Linked DNA regions of Homo sapiens: region 2 is linked to region 1. The links are chromatin loops, found by intact Hi-C in ENCODE. Cell type or tissue: A673. All regions are shown on one strand. Region 1 overlaps TCF4 (transcription factor 4). Region 2 overlaps TCF4 (transcription factor 4).

The links. Hi-C counts contacts between places; a loop is a spot of excess contacts. Peaks named below come from ENCODE experiments on the same cell type or tissue, not always from the same donor. Only the 100,000 strongest peaks of a DNase experiment are listed, where the experiment ranks them.
Region 2: a loop joins it to region 1, with 11 times the contacts of the local background. A loop is called at or near these places in 2 of 110 quality-filtered maps.

The regions. Positions count from the first base shown.
Region 1 is chr18:55,230,664-55,238,663 of GRCh38, reverse strand. It overlaps TCF4 (transcription factor 4), which reads left to right. Exons shown (of 20, transcript NM_001083962.2): 16 at 3,981-4,116; 17 at 5,993-6,155. Among named protein-coding and RNA genes, the nearest start is that of LINC01929, 110 kb to the right of the region's middle. RefSeq lists an enhancer at 3,712-4,006. In A673, a CTCF peak has its summit at 3,858 (motif pointing left); DNase peaks (open chromatin) are centred at 2,303 and 3,813; H3K27ac peaks cover 1,436 bases.
Region 2 is chr18:55,357,906-55,365,905 of GRCh38, reverse strand. The region is part of intron 6 of TCF4 (transcription factor 4); the gene reads left to right. Among named protein-coding and RNA genes, the nearest start is that of TCF4-AS1, 91 kb to the left of the region's middle. In A673, no CTCF peak of the experiment used is centred here; DNase peaks (open chromatin) are centred at 3,385 and 3,685; H3K27ac peaks cover 6,291 bases.

The DNA.
Region 1 (8,000 bases):
CATTCGGTTCCCAAGAGCTCTCTGAGTCCAAAACCTAAGCTACAGAAAACTATTTATGATAAATCTTTTATTTGAACAAACTCAAATAGGTTTCTCTTCCTTACTATTAAAACTACCCCACTAAATTGATCAGCATACAAAAATCCCCCCAAGAATCATTATGAGTTCCACAAAAACCAGGACCACATCTGAGTTATTTCTCATTCTATCCCCAGTGTCTCCCAAAGTGACAGGCATGAGCTAGATTAGAAAATGTTTGTTAAATTAGTAAATGCATTCTCTGATCAATCAATGAATAATCATTGAATAATTTTTAAATTTCACTTCTATCTTCTATTTTTAGCATAGATATCACTAAAACTGCATTATACGTGACTATGGGAAGATTCACATTTACAATGAGTATTAATAAAATTTTCATAAGCTGGCTTTTAACTTTAGACTATTGTTATCTCTATGAAAAGGTTATCAAAATAGAGCTTTAACGAAGTATGGATTTTCTAAAAATAGGGACGAAATGTCATGCTTAGAATTGACTTGTGGGAATCTCCTTTCTCCTAGTCACATTATGACGTATTTAAGTTCAGAATGCCAAGATCATTGGATGCCCCAGCTCATTTTGAAGCAGACATGGGTCATTCTATGAATGGGCCGCCTTAATGCCAGTGGGCAAATCCCTGACCCTTGTATATACAGAGAACAGTGTGAGTTTCTCCATCTATTTCTGTGTTATTCTAGCGATGGATTTGTGCCGACAGTCCACTGTGTTTCTTCCCTTGTCTCTTATGTGACCAGAAATAATGTTTCTGAAAGAGAAGAAAACAGGGTTAGAATATGCCATCTGTGGCCAAGGAAACAAGCAAAGCCAAGCCAATTATTCAAATTGGAATACTCTTCCACAGCCACAGGCAATGGAGTTGATCCTATCCTGGAGAATCAAGCTCATTATTACATGGCTCTGGACCTATCAGAGGGCATTCACATGACCTGGAATAGACACAAGGGGAGTCTTAAAACATCACGACAAATTAGCCGGCGTGGTGGTGGGCGCCTGTAATTCCAGTTACTTGGGAGGCTGAAACAGGAGAATTGCTTGAACCTGGGAGGCAGAGGTTGCAGTGAACGGAGATTGCACCCCTGCACTCCAGCCTGGGTGACAGAGCAAGACTCTGTCTCCAAAAAAAAAAAAAAAAAAAGTCAGAACAACTTTGTCTCTAACATTCTTTATGGAAAATGATTGATATTATTTAAGATGATCTATAGAAAATAGATGGAGTTAGGTAACATATGGGCCTAAAATCCAAACAAAAATGTAGTTGGAACAACTATATCCTCAGATATATTTATAATATTTAAGAGTTTACAGTCATTGTATAGGGGAAAGATTTAAAATTAAATGGATTTTAACAAAATAGAGACAAAGATCACCGTAACTGAAGATAGCTTGAGTTTTGAGGGGGTTCTTGAACTACACAGGCTATTATTTCTATATAACATGCAAGTATTTTCAGTCAAAACACATGATTCTGTCTGCAGTTATTATGTACCTATTACATACCAGTTGTCATGTACGATTGCATGGGTTCTCTTTTTCTCTTTTGAGAACTTACCTCAATGTGATCTAGAGGGAAAAAATTTCAGGAGCAGTAACTGAATATATTTTAAGTAAAAAGCAAAACATTACTCTTAAGTTATGTCACAGATGCTTGCAAAGAAATCTTGAGAGTGTTAATGATTCTGAAATAGGAGTACACTTCTCCTCTATGCTCAAATCTGTGGTTACCTTCAGTGATTTTGACTTAGAGTCATCCTTTGTAGAAATTCAAGAAATTAGATCCATTGGGAATACAAATAAATATGAATCAGCACGAAGAATTATTTAGGTTTATATTGATTGACAGACATAAAGAGCCACCATTTGATCAAGGCCTGTAAAAATTCATGCTTACAAGTTGACATCTTAGATTGAAAGGATAATCATTGATTGAATCCGTTTTCTAATGCATGAATATAAAAATAGCAAATCAAAACCTCAATGGAAAATAGCTATCATGCTTCTGAATAAAAATTAAAATATATAAGAGAGTGAGTTACAAATGGTTGCTGGAGCAGGTGGGCGTGGTCTGCCTATAAGAGAGCAGACTTCAGTCACAGAGGAAAGGAGTGGTGTGGCAGGCAACAGGGTTGAATATGTTTAAAAAAAAAAAAAGGTTTGTACTTAACGCCACAGAGCTCTAGAAGCTGAAACTAGAATCAGTGAGTGAAATCTACAAAGAGGCCAATTTGTGGTAAAAATGGAATGGGCTTCTTTGGGAGATATCAGTCTCAGTACATTTGAAGCACCCCACAGAGGCCAAATAACCACCATTCAGAAAGTTCTGTGTTGCGACACAGGCACCGGGGAGCAGTGCTGGACTTCCTACATCTCTCTGCTGAAACATTCATTTATACTTCCTGAGGCTCATAAGCCTCAAGTGTTGTCTTATTCTTGCTGTATTTTGAATCCAAACAATTAATATGATTTATGTGATCATCTCCACCCAAAATTTAAAAAAAAGTTGGAGTGCATACACACACACACACACACACACACATGCACACATGAATATAAAAATGGCATACTTCAGGATCAATTACTTAAATATATTTTCAGTAAAAAGCAAAATATTATAGGTGATACTTAATACATGGCTGCCTTTAAATAGCATGTGCTTATTAGGTCCTGTGAATTTGTTGTTGGTTCAGATACTTATTGTTGATGCATTCTTTGGAAATACCCTTTTAAAATATATTGGTAACACAAGAGTGATGATTCTCCTTTCTGGTTTCATATTTTTGACTGGAAAAAAAAATAAACCTGATTCATAGCAGTATAAATGTATGGTTAATTTTTTGTGTTTTAGACCCACCGTCCTGTGTAAATGCTCACTTAACCATAGGCTAAGAAAATACTTGGAAATAGAAAAGAAAATGTGAACTACTGATTGTCCTCTTAGTTGACAAATGCTTCATGTTTTCGCTTGAAGGCATGTGCTATGAAGTAGGCAGTTGCTGTCTCAGTGCCACAAGTTCAATGTCTCTGGACCCCAGAGTCGATAGTAGTAGTTAATAAAAAGCTCAGCAGTATTTTTTTAATGAAGTAATCATGCTGTACTCTATAATTTTATTCTTGGAAGCATAAAGAGTATTTACAATATGGTGTCTTTCTAGGGTCAGAATAGTGAGGAAAAAAATGGAAAAATGTCCAAACATCCTTCCTTGCATGGCAATGATGGCATTACTGGTGTGTTTAATAAAACCTTTATTGGTACATTTTCCGGTGTGGTGGCATTGGCAGAAACCATCCCCCTTTGGATTTGGAACTCAGCAGCTGATGAAATACAGTAAACATTAATTTGGAATGGGCTGCCAGTTTTGGAAAGCCAGGTGACATTTTATTATATTTGTACCAAGCAGAGGCTGTGTCCCATACTGCTGTAGCTTCCGCTGTCAGAGGCTTAGCTGGCATTATGGAAAAAAAAAAATGGCAGGCCTGAGAATCTTATCCCCTGAAATGAAAGTCGAATGCCAAATTGAAATTCCTGTAGGATTTCCGATAGCAATGGGGGAATTGAGAAGCTCACAATTAAGCATATGGGCATTAAGATAATTGTCAGATCTGTTGGCGGACATGATAGAAGACAGATGGGTACGAATCAGTGCGCTCCACTGCAGCACCCTGGGAGGCAATTTGACGTTTTACCTGCCTGAGCTACTCTGCCATATTTGTCACTGAATGTACAGCACGGCATCTTACTGAGTGTTAAGTGTTTTCGCCGGGAACTATAGGTGCATGTGCGGTCCTTCAGCGCCCTCTAGTGAAACGCGTTTGGGAGTATGGTTTTTGAAAAGCCAGCCTTCATCAGGTCCTCTTGGCCTCTGGAAATAGCTGTCGCACCTCCGGTTCCTGCTCACCTCTCTGGTTCCTCTCGCCCTTTCAGGTGGGGACCCATCGTGAAGATGGCGTGGCCCTGAGAGGCAGCCATTCTCTTCTGCCAAACCAGGTTCCGGTTCCACAGCTTCCTGTCCAGTCTGCGACTTCCCCTGACCTGAACCCACCCCAGGACCCTTACAGAGGTAGGTTGGCCTCACCAGGGCACTTCTGACCTCACTTTCACAATAGGACCAGTGTTGATACCCAGCCTCTTGGTGTTCATCCCTCAAGAAGCACTGGCAGAAACCCAGGAATCAAATTGGGCACAAAAATGGTAAGGAAATGGCAAAGTATTTAGAACTTCGCCCGCTAATTGTGTTTCTCCAGGGACTGTTTTCCTCAAACATCCTCTGAAATCCTGGTCCTATATCAGCAGGGAATGAGGCCACAGACTGATGAGAGGAAATTTTATTTTAGCTATTTCCACATTTTTCTCATTCAGGTCCTCTAATGTGGTTAGTTGTGGCCTGAAAATGATATTTCCAAATGAATAGGAAGGAAGGAAATTGTTTTTGTTGTTTAAGATGGAAGGAAATATAGGTGCATTTAAAAAATGGAGCTTGGTTGCATGATTTTCGCTCTTGAGTCATCTAGCCCTCTAATGATTGCCTCATACCGGTGATTACGAGCGGCTTTTCATGACCCCAGGAAGTTGGGCTATTGCTGGCCAGCTGACTAGGAGTCGCTTAGATAACATCTTCTCAGTCCCTTCACATTTAATATAAAAATGATAACATTGCCACAGGAATACATGTGGGCATTTTTTCAGCTGTTCAACATTGTACAGATCTGAGTGTCAATTATATGTATGGGTATGTCTGCCCATTTTTTATGAATAATAATCATTTTATGGACTTTTTTTTTTTTTTTTTTTGACAGAGCCTCACTCTGTCGCCCAGGCTGGAGTACAGTGGTGCGATCTCAGCTCACTGCAACCTCCACCTCCCAGGTTCAAGCGATTCTCCTGCCTCAGCCTCCCAGGGGGTAGCTAGGATTACAGACATGCATCACCATGCCTGGCTATTTTTCGTATTTTTAGTAGAGACAGGGTTTCACCACATTAGCCAGGCTGGTCTTGAATTCCTGACCTCAAGTGATGCACCCGCCTCAGCCTCCCGAAGTGCTGGGATTACAGGTGTGAACCACCACAACTGGCCAGGACCTTTCTTATCAGGAGGCTTTGGATTTTGCCCTCTTTGTCCTAAACCTGTGCTTCTCAAACTGCACATAAGCACAACCTGAGCATCTTGTTAAAATGCAGATTCCACTTCTGTAGGTCTGGGATTGTCCATTTCTAATGGGCTCACAGATGATGAGGCCGCATGGACCAAAGTTTGAGTGGCAAGGTTCTAGAATACACAGATTACAAATAAAGAGGAATACTTGACAGATATGCTTCTACCTTTAAAAAAATTACTACATTAGGGTCGTGTTTTAAAATGCAGTGTGACTTGGAAAGTTGAGCAATGATAAAGCTAGAAATTTCTAAAATGAGTAGCAAACTGCCTTCCATATGTACCATTTTAAAATGCTGATTACTTCTTGAGAATAAGAGAAGCCTAATTTCAGAATATCATTAGGGTACCTATTGAAGTCTTGACTGCACATATTTAGCATACTCCCTGGGAATTATATTTTAAGGACATTTTTCTATTAAATCATTGCATATGGAAGAAACTCAATATAATAGCTGATATTTACTTGGGTTCTTAATCAGAACATTGGCTGTGTGATTTTCATGATTATGATTTTCATTGCAATTAAGTTGATGTTTTGTAGACAGTGAAATTACCATCTACTCCAAAAGATTGCAAAATAGAATTTAACCTTAGAGCCAATGCAGGGAAAACTTGTTTCTGCAGGTGCATTTTTTGAAACTTCAACAGATAGCAGGGGGAAAAAAAAGTGACAGAAGGATCACAGTTCAGCAGTATGAATTGTCTGCTGGCAGCCTTGCAATCTGGTGTGCAGGCAGTGAGATTGTGGTGTACATGTCACCTGATTTCTCTTTTTCGGCAGGCATGCCACCAGGACTACAGGGGCAGAGTGTCTCCTCTGGCAGCTCTGAGATCAAATCCGATGACGAGGGTGATGAGAACCTGCAAGACACGAAATCTTCGGAGGACAAGAAATTAGATGACGACAAGAAGGATATCAAATCAATTACTAGGTCAAGATCTAGGTAACAGTATATAATACTGTCGCTTCATTTAATTCCTTTATTGGACTTTGATGAAGTGAACAGAACGGGAAGAAACTATTCAGTTTTTTCCTGGCAGGTAAATTTACAGCTGAAAAGAAAATTAAAGGCCTACTCTAGAAGTACTAAAAGTATCGTTTCAGATACCTGTACTCTATTGGAGCCTAAACTGTTTTGGCATTTATGAATCTGGACCCAATGCTAATGACACACAGTGAAAAAATTTGTCTCTGATTCAAGTACAGTTTATTTGTAAAACTATACTTATTCTACAAATTTGGTCAGAAATGTTGTGTCTATAATATTTCTAAAAAGAGATTGTAGCCATGTTAAAAACTCAACTGATGTATGTGCCAACTATAACTCTTTTCTTACCTCTAAAGTAAGAAAATAATTTCCTAGATTTATCCTAAACATGCTGATGTATATAAGAGTAATACCTTAATTGTTTATGGTTTTTCTTCCTGGACACTCTTTTCTACAGAAAACACAACTGCAGGAAAATAGCTTCTGTCTGGTTTTCTTAAATATCTGCTATCTTTAAATTCAAATCTATATCTCCTTGAACTTTAATCTGGTAATCAGATGGTTTTTGAATACCAACACCCGTGTACTTTGCCTCAATTCCCTGAGGTTGTTTTTATTCACAAATTCAACCAATTGTCCTAAGACTACAGCTTTCCTTCTAAAGGCTGTGGTTCTCAAGGTTCTATCTGGAATCTTTTGTGAATTAAGAACATGCTGCCTCTTTATGTTGCTGTTGTAATTATTGAGATAAATTCCGTGTCTTGCCACAAGTTTAAAAATGCCGAATACTTCTAGATAACCCCTTTCCTTCCTTGTTGTCTTTTTCTGATTCTTGGCCACTTTGGCAAGAAATCCCAAGGAGGGGATTTCATACCTTTAGCAGCTTCTGTGTTAGACCAGTCAGTTCTTGGTAATTTAACTTATTGTGGCCAAACTTATGCATGTTAATGGATTCTTTGAAGTTTTGGAACAACATTTTCATTCGCTGTTGAGAACCTTCTTATTTAAAAAGGTCACTCTTATGACATTTACTTATGTATGCCTCCAAAACTGTATTATAAGGCAGTGCTTTTTCAAATCTAGGCAGTTTTATTTGCATAACTAGTTTATTTGTAAGTGAATAACCAATTCTAATTGGTCGTTAGCCTGAAAATCTTTGGAAGAAAAGTTCCTATTTTCCAGTCTCCTTTGTGTAAGGTGTAGCATTTGTTGGATGTATAAAAATATCACCCAAATGCTCAGCTTCCGGACAGGCCTGGCAGAGACTGTTTTCATTTGCTTTTTACAGCCTATTTGCATAGTAGAATATAGGAGTGAATTAATCATTACTGATTTCCTTGGCACTGGCAGCAGTTGGGGGTGAGGGCAGAGGAGGGATCCGCAGAAGGCAGAGAAAGAGGGCCTTTTCCAGTGGACTCAGTTGACTTCCATGTTTACCATACACACCTGTGGCAGACAGTGCCATCTGGAAAGGCGCTTACGCTATGGAGAGAGAGGAGCCTGGTCTTACAGCATCCTTCTGTGGTGTCATCCTCCTTGCCCCTAACTTTTCTCCTTCACCCAAGTGTTCTTGACTTACGTGCATTATCTTTATGTGTAACGTATACTTGCAACCGAAGAATACCACTCCCACTTTTGATTGATTGGAGCTTCTCAAGTGTAATTGGTCCTTATTGCCACTTGGAAGTTACCCAGAGATTCTCCAAAATGGAACATCAGAGTCATATATTTTAAACCAGCATTCATTAAATATACATTTAATTGAGTAGATAATTTCCCACATCTTCCAACTCCGAAATG
Region 2 (8,000 bases), 130 kb before region 1:
TTTTGCTTTTTTTGGGATGGAGTTTTGCTCTTGTTGTCCAGGCTGGAGTGCAATGGCACTATCTCAGCTCAGTGCAACCTCTGCCTTCCGAGTTCAAGCGATTCTCCTGCCTCACCCTCCTCAGTAGCTGGAATAACAGGCGTGCATCATTAATTTTTTTATATTTTTAGTAGAGATGGGGTTTCACTATGTTGGCCAGGCTGGTCTTGAACTCCTGACCTCAGGTGGTCCACTCACCTTGGCCTCCCAAAGTGCTGGGATCATAGGCATGAGCCACTGTGCCCAGCCAAAACTTTAGATTTTTATCCTGTTTGTGCCTCAAAGCCTATTCAGTTGAAAGGCTGATGGGCTCGCTCTGAGGTCCATTGTTGGCTGGGGGAGAGCATTAGGGAGCTGACTTTTGGCAGATGAGGAAAACAGCATGATCACTGCTTTTGCCACTCTGCTTTGTGGAATTGACCCACTCTGAAGTTGTTCTCACTCGACAGCAATGCAGGCATTTATCCAGTGCTTCTACAAGAAATAATTTGGGCAAAAGCAGTAAGGAAGTAAGCCTTAACAGAAAAGTGGGACCCAGCAATAGGAGAATCTACACATCTGCTAAGCCCAGCCATCATATATATATGTGTGTGTGTGTGTATATATATATATATATACACACACATATATATACACACACACACACACATATATATACACACACACACACACACATATATATATATATATATATATATATATATATATATTTTGGAGATGGAGTCTCACACTGTTGCCTAGGCTGAAGTGCAGTGGCATGATCTCGGCTCACTGCAACCTCCACCTCCCGAGTTCAAGCAATTCTCCTCCCTCAGCCTCTTGAGTAGGTGGCACTACAGGTGCATGCCACCACACCGTTAATTTTTTGTATTTTTAGTAGAGACAGAGTTTCACCGTATTAGGATGGTCTCGATCTCCTGACCTTGTGATCTGCCTGCCTCAGTTCCCAAAGTGCTGGGATTAGAGGCATGAGCCACCATGCCCAGCCCTTATATATTTTTAATGTGCATTAGTAAATTATAAATAATGACAGTCTCCATGTGGAAAATGAAAATCAACTTAGCTTATACATTTTTAAAAATCAGTCAAGTGGTCTTGTCTCATATACATAGACCTTGAAAGATTTGTTTTCAGTACATTCTGTAGAAGGCTCTTGAATATCTGATAGACTCCCCTGGCAGCTTTCACCTGGTGTGTGCATGCACAGATATAATCACCTTAGTCTTTATCCTGCAGTAAACAAAGTTCAAGAGAGATTTCTGAAATGAAGATAATCTTCATTCTGCCTTTTGCCGCTACCTAAAGTTCCCTTGGAGGACTCTGTGAAGTTACTCAGGTTATATTTTTTATAACAAATATAAACCACAGAATTTGCCAGAATGAGAAATATTCTGATGAACATCATGATTTGACTGAGGATGGAGGAATTGTAGGGAATGGTTAAACTTGAAGATACTTTTTAGAAAAACAGGTCATGTGCTACAGAAGCTACTTTTAAAAACATGCTTTTTCATTAAATGTAAATTTACCACATTATTTTATATATCTTCATTAATTTAATAAAACTCCTGCTAGGCTTTTGTAAATTTTCACAGATATAATGTTACCATAGGCATCTATGCACATGTATTTTTGTACACTTGTCCAATATTATCCATAGAGTTAAAATTTTTAACTTGAAACTTCTAAGTCAGAAGGCATATGCTTTTAATATTCTGCAGTACATTTTAACTTGCCTTCCAGAAAGTTTATACCAGATTACATTCCCATTAGCTATATATGAAAGTGAACTTCCTCACTGGCAGTTGAAAATTTGTCTTATTTTAATTTGCCAGATAGCTTGTCATATATTTATTGCCAAATTTCAAATTCATTCCTTTTATAAAGGAATGGTTCATGTTCTTCCCCAGTCTATTTAGTTTTATTCTTATTACAATGTAAGAGCTTTTCATTTATTAGGAGTATCTTCTCATTAAATATTTGTTAAGAAAGATTTTTGTTCAACTTTGTATGGTTTGGATAATGTTTTCATTTATTTTTATTTATTTATTTATTTATTTAGAGACAGAGTGTCGCTCTGTTTCCCAGGCTGGAGTGCAGTGGCAAGATCTTGGTTCACTGCAAACTTCGCCTCCCAGGTTCAGGCGATTCTTCTGCCTCAGCCTCTCTAATAGCTGGGATTACAGGTGTGCACTACCACGCCTGGTTAATTTTTGTATTTTTAGTAGAGACATGGGGTTTCGCCGTGTTGGCCAGGATGGTCTTCAACTCCTAACCTCAAATGATCCACCTGCCTCGGCCTCCCAAAGTGCTGAGATTACAGGCATGAGCTACTACGCCCAGCTGGGTAATGTTTTGAAAAACGAGTATGTAGTCTGGGTCCCAATATGTTCTAATTTTTCTAGCTCTAATGTCATAGCTAACAAAGGCCATCTCTACTTAATTGCTTGTACTTTATTCTCAGGCTTTTATGTTTTAACCTTTGCATTTAAACATATTTTAGTATGAAGTGTGAAGCAAAAACGTAAATTTTTCCCCTTAAATGCTAAACAAACTTTAGTTACCATTTATTGAATAATTTATCATTTTCTCATTGATTTTTTTTTCAATGACAGCCTCGCCATAAATCTTTCTGTAATATTTCCTGATCTGGCAGCAGCCGCACATTGCTTTAATTTACTTTGTTTAAAATGTATATATTCTCAACTTACATCTTTGTAAAAATTTTCTTAACTATTATCATGCATTAATATTCCAGATAAGCTTTAGAATTTGTGTCTTCTCTACCCTATCCATTTTTCTCTCTTTGGAATTTGTTTGAATTTGCATTAAAGTCTCCTTTAATTTTGAGTCATCCAATCACATTTATGCAAATACTTTCCTGGGAAATATTTGTGTGAAAAGATTTTCTTTTAAAAATTGATATACAAGATTATTTCGGTCTTTTAGAAGTGTTTATACTGCTGAATCCTTTCATGATTTTTGTTAAACTGGCTTGTGAACTAGTTCAGCAAGTCAGTGTCGTATGCTGAATATCTAAATATATTTATAATGAGAAATATAAGAAAACATAATAAGAATATTTCTGTCTTACATCCGTGGAGAGAAAATAGAATATTTATAAATGCAAATGCTCTACAATTACTCTAAGGAAACTTAAAGATCACAGTCCTATTCTAACTCTGTAAAGTTATTTGCTTGTTTGTTATTTTAACAGCATCTTTCTCATAAGCATTTAAGGCTGGTTATAATGTTTTGTGTGTGAATATTGAGTAAACCAAATGATTGGAGGCCCGTTATTTTTACAAAGATTTTATGGAATAAGCAAGTTCGGAATGGATTTCGAAAAAGAGACAGTCCCTGTTTCAGTGTGGAAGGGACATTGGAGTCCAAAGGTCAGGGTCAGATACATGTTTTCTTCTTTTTTTTTTTCCTTCCTTCCTTCCTTCCTTCCTTCCTTCCTTCCTTCCTTCTTTCCTTCCTTCCTTCCTTCCTTCCTTCCTTCCTTCCTTCCTTCCTTCCTTCCTCTTTTTTTTTTGTTTTTGTTTTTGGAGACAAAGTCTCATTCTGTTGCCCAGGCTGGAGTGCAGTGGTGCGATCATAACTCACCGCAGCCTCCAACTCCTGAACTCTTGGGCTCAAGTGATTCTCCCACCTTGGCCTCTGAAAATGCTGGGATTACAGGCATGAGCCATTACACCTGGCCATTTTCTTTTGACTAGAGCTGAAGTTCTGAAACTAGCAGTCATTGGAGATAAGACAGGAGAAGACAGTTGGGAGGCTCCAAGCATGTGATTTCAGGAAAAGCATGAGTTGATTATTGAGAATTTCAGATGTGAGATTTCCAGGAACAGTGTGAGTCCAGAAGATGTAAGAAAGATCAGTGGAATTCACACAGTTTGGTTATTCATGCATCTTCGAATATTTTTCAGATAATCTCGGGTGGATACTTCAGTTATTTCTGCCTCAGCCCACCTTATTTGTAAAGCAGTATTAGTAGAATCCCCTCCTTGAGGGGTTCTTCATATTAAATAAGTTGCATAGCCAACAGCCTGAGGCATACCAAACACTGTATAGATATTTGCTGTTATTTGTATGATTGCTGCCTTTTACTGAGTGGCATCCTGGGCTGGTGCTTGGGACTCAACAGTGAGGACATTCCCTCCCACATCTGCCTGTAATGCCAAGGCCTTGTGATAGGGAGTGGCCTGAAGCCCGGGGTAGAGGAGTGGACCTCCCCAGCATAGCTGGGGAAGGAGTCTCAAGGAGATGACATTTGACCAGTCCTCATGGTTGTTTGCAAGTGGCTTCTCTGCTGTGGAATGGGAAGAAAGGGTCTTCCAGGAAGAGGGGTTAGCCTTTGTAAAAGTGCAGAGAAACGTTTGTATGAGCAAGAGAGTAATTAGGGAACCGTGAGCAATTCCATGTGACTCTGACTATAGGTAGGCTGCAGGGAAGGGAAGAGACAGATGAGGACTGTCTTCCTAGTGCCTAGAACAGTGGCTGGCCCATAGTAGGTATTCGGTGCATCTTAGTGGAGAAATGTGTGAAAGAGGAAAGAGAGGGCTGGGAGGTAGACTACTACTAGATTGGCTATGGGTGGAGCTGGGGGCTCAGCATTTTCAAGCTCTGAAGTTTGGTCTCCTTGAAGGAACAGGAGCAGCTCTGGATTTTAGAAGGCCAATTCTGTCCACAGTGCACCAGTGTTCTAGGTGAGGTTGGATGATGGGGAGAGGGAAGTCTGAAGATAGCATCCATAAATCTCATGACATTTCTATCCCAGCAGTGCAATCAAATGTTGAGAATATGTCCTGTAGCTTTCTTTTAGAAAAGGGGTTAGCAGGCCAGGTGTGGTGGCTCAGGCCTGTAATCCCAGCACTTTGGGAGGCCAGCGCGGGTGGATCACGAGGTCAAGAGATTGAAATCATCATGGCCAACATGGTGAAACCCTATCTCAACTAAAAATACAAAAATTAGCTGGGCATGGTGGCATGCACCTGTAGCCCAGCTACTCGGGAGGCTGAGGCAGGAGAGTCGCTTGAACCTGGGAGTTGGAGGTTGCAGTGAGCCAAGATTGCGCCACTGCACTCCAGCCTGGTGGCAGAGTGAGACTTCTCTCAAAAAAAAAAAAAAAAGGGTGGGGGGCGGGCAAATTATGGCTTAAGGCCAAATCCAACCAACAGCTTCTTTTTATAAATAAAATTTTACTGGAACACTGTCTGACCTGTTTATTTACATATTATGTATGGTTGATTTAGCGTAACAATGGCAGAGTTGGGTGTTTTCAACAGAGACCACATGGCCAGCAATGACTAAAATATTTTCTATCTGGTCCTTCAAGAAAAATGTTTGGTGACCTCAGTGTTAGAAGATTGTTTTTAGGTATTTAATGGTGCCATTCTGGAAAAGTTGGCATTGTTGGAAGAGTTCAAATTGATGCATGTGTAGCCTAAGAAAAATGGGGCCATATCACTTCCTATGAAGAAACACACCAAAATTTTAATTCAATTCTTAAGTTGTTGTCTTGATTATCTAAGTTCTGTCTCTAGTCTCCTATGGCTATTTTTGTGGCTTTGACCCTAGCTGACCCAGCCTATTGTCAGTAGTTAAGAAGGTAGATTCCAAGTGCTCAATGTCATGTTAAGACTTCCTTGCTACCTACTAAGGGAAGTCATTTTTTTAGCCAGCTGTTTTAAGTTCTCCTAACCTATTTCATATGCTATGTTCCCACAATAACCATTCCCTTCTCTTGCCATTTCTTTGTCCTCTCTCCTGCAATGTTTCTTCTACTGAAAGAATACGGCACTACTGAATCTGTTTCTCCTGGGCAGGGCTTGCATTATCCCACCTGTTCCAAATTCTTTTTAGAACCGGGCCCTTTGGGTGAATGATGAACCATTTAATAGCCCCATGTACTATAGAAATTTAACCATTTTCAACCAAACCTGTCATAGATAAGAACAAAGGTAAGCCATCATGTGTCTAGAAAAACATACAACTGATTTCCTCACAGACATTACAAGTTCTTACTCTTCAAATGTACTTTAAAGGACTGAGAGTGTAATTAGGAATCAGCAGAAGTTTTGTGGAAAAGAGGCATTGAGCCTTTTGCATATTAAGGATCAAATTTTATGTTTTGTATGAAGCATTCATGAGGTGATGTTCTTAAAAACCACTCCAGAGGCACAGGAGGAACGCTGAGGACAAGACTGAATATAGAGATGGAGGAATTACGTGTCTACTGGGTAGAGATGGAGAAGGCATATTTATACTAGGGATGGTTGAAATCATGCAAGCATCTTCCATAGCTAATAAATTATTTTATCCAGTTGGCCTTTACTGAGGGCATACTGTGTACCGGGGCCCACCCTGTTGGATGCCAGGAATACAAAGATGATCAGAGTTCACTTTCTGCGCTTGAGGATCCCACAGATTAGAAAGGAGGAAAAAGAGTTACTTTCCATACAAGGCTATAAATGTTACAACAGTTGAATTTTTCAGATGAAGTGGAAGGAAACGTCTAGAAGGAAGAGGACTGAAATGAAAGAAGACTGGGGGAAAAGAAATAATAATAAACAAAAAGAAAAATAATTTGAAACTTTTTAGAGAAGATGATTGACCCCATTGTGGAGATCAAGATTAAAGATGAATGGCAGGCAGCTGTGGAGAGCAGAGGTGGAGATATTGGGAGGATCAGACTAAAGAACTGAAATTTCAGTTGTCCAAGCGGGCATGCTGTTCTACAGCCTCACATGTCTTGGGCCTATTAGAAATATATATAATCTATCTATGCATGACTTATATACCATACATCACATCATTTCTTCCAAACTTACATTATAATATAACACATTCTGTATTAGTATATAGTAAGATTTTAAAATGTACAACATATTTAAATATACTCCTTACAATTAAGCCTCAGTAAGTGCTAGGAACTTTGCTAAGCACTTTGTATTATCTAACTGAATTCTTACCATGGGTAGGCACTCTTATACAACATTTCCCAGGCAAGGAGTTTTGCCCACCAAGGTTAGACAGATTGTCCAGGATTATCCAGGGGGTAAGTGGCACTCACACCAGGGCTTGTCTGACCCTACTTAATTAGATGGGCTCCTATGAAGTAAATTTTAGGATAAGCTCTTGACTTAAAAATGAGCCTTCTAATGGTTGTGGGAGAGGGAGAAAAAACAAGTTTACAGAAGATAGCGGGTGAGTGTGGAGCAGAGAACTAGCATAGGCTTTGAAGTCAAGCCTAACTGAATTCCCAGCTTGGCTCCACTGCTTGCCAGCCACATGGCATTGGTCAGGTCACATAACCACTCTGAATGTCCCCATCTGTACATTGGGGTTTGTAGCATCTGCCTTGTTAGCATGTAAAGGATCTGCACCTGTGCCTGGCACTTAGCAGACACTGTGACTTGTAGCTGCTGCTGCTCCTGCTATACCTACCGTCCTTGCCACTCTTCTTATATTCACATCCACCCATCCTCCTCCTCATACTACTATTACTACCTATGCTAATACTATGGTGGTTATGATGAGCAGCAGTAGTAGTTGGAATGCCTCAAAGATAAGATTTATGCTAAAAAACAGAAGCACAGTAGTTATTTAAGACCTCGATTTGATCAATAGCATTAGTTCTGCATTTACTTCAATATTTAGTGAGCATGTGCCATGGCAGGTCTCTGCGCCAGGCACTGTAGAAAGTTAAAACATGAAGAAGTCATTTCCTCTTTTAGCTGCCATATCCTCTAGTTTGACCTTTACGCCATATACTCTTGGTCAGATATTCAAGAAAGAATCTTGGGAGGGAAAGAGTTAGTGCTCATCGAGTGCAGACTGGCTTGAAGCTGTGCATAGCTTTGGAAGGAATGTCAGGACTTAAATAATTTCAGGATGAGTTGAAGATTACATTGAGCATTTACTACTTCTCCAGATAATCTCAATTTCCGCCCATC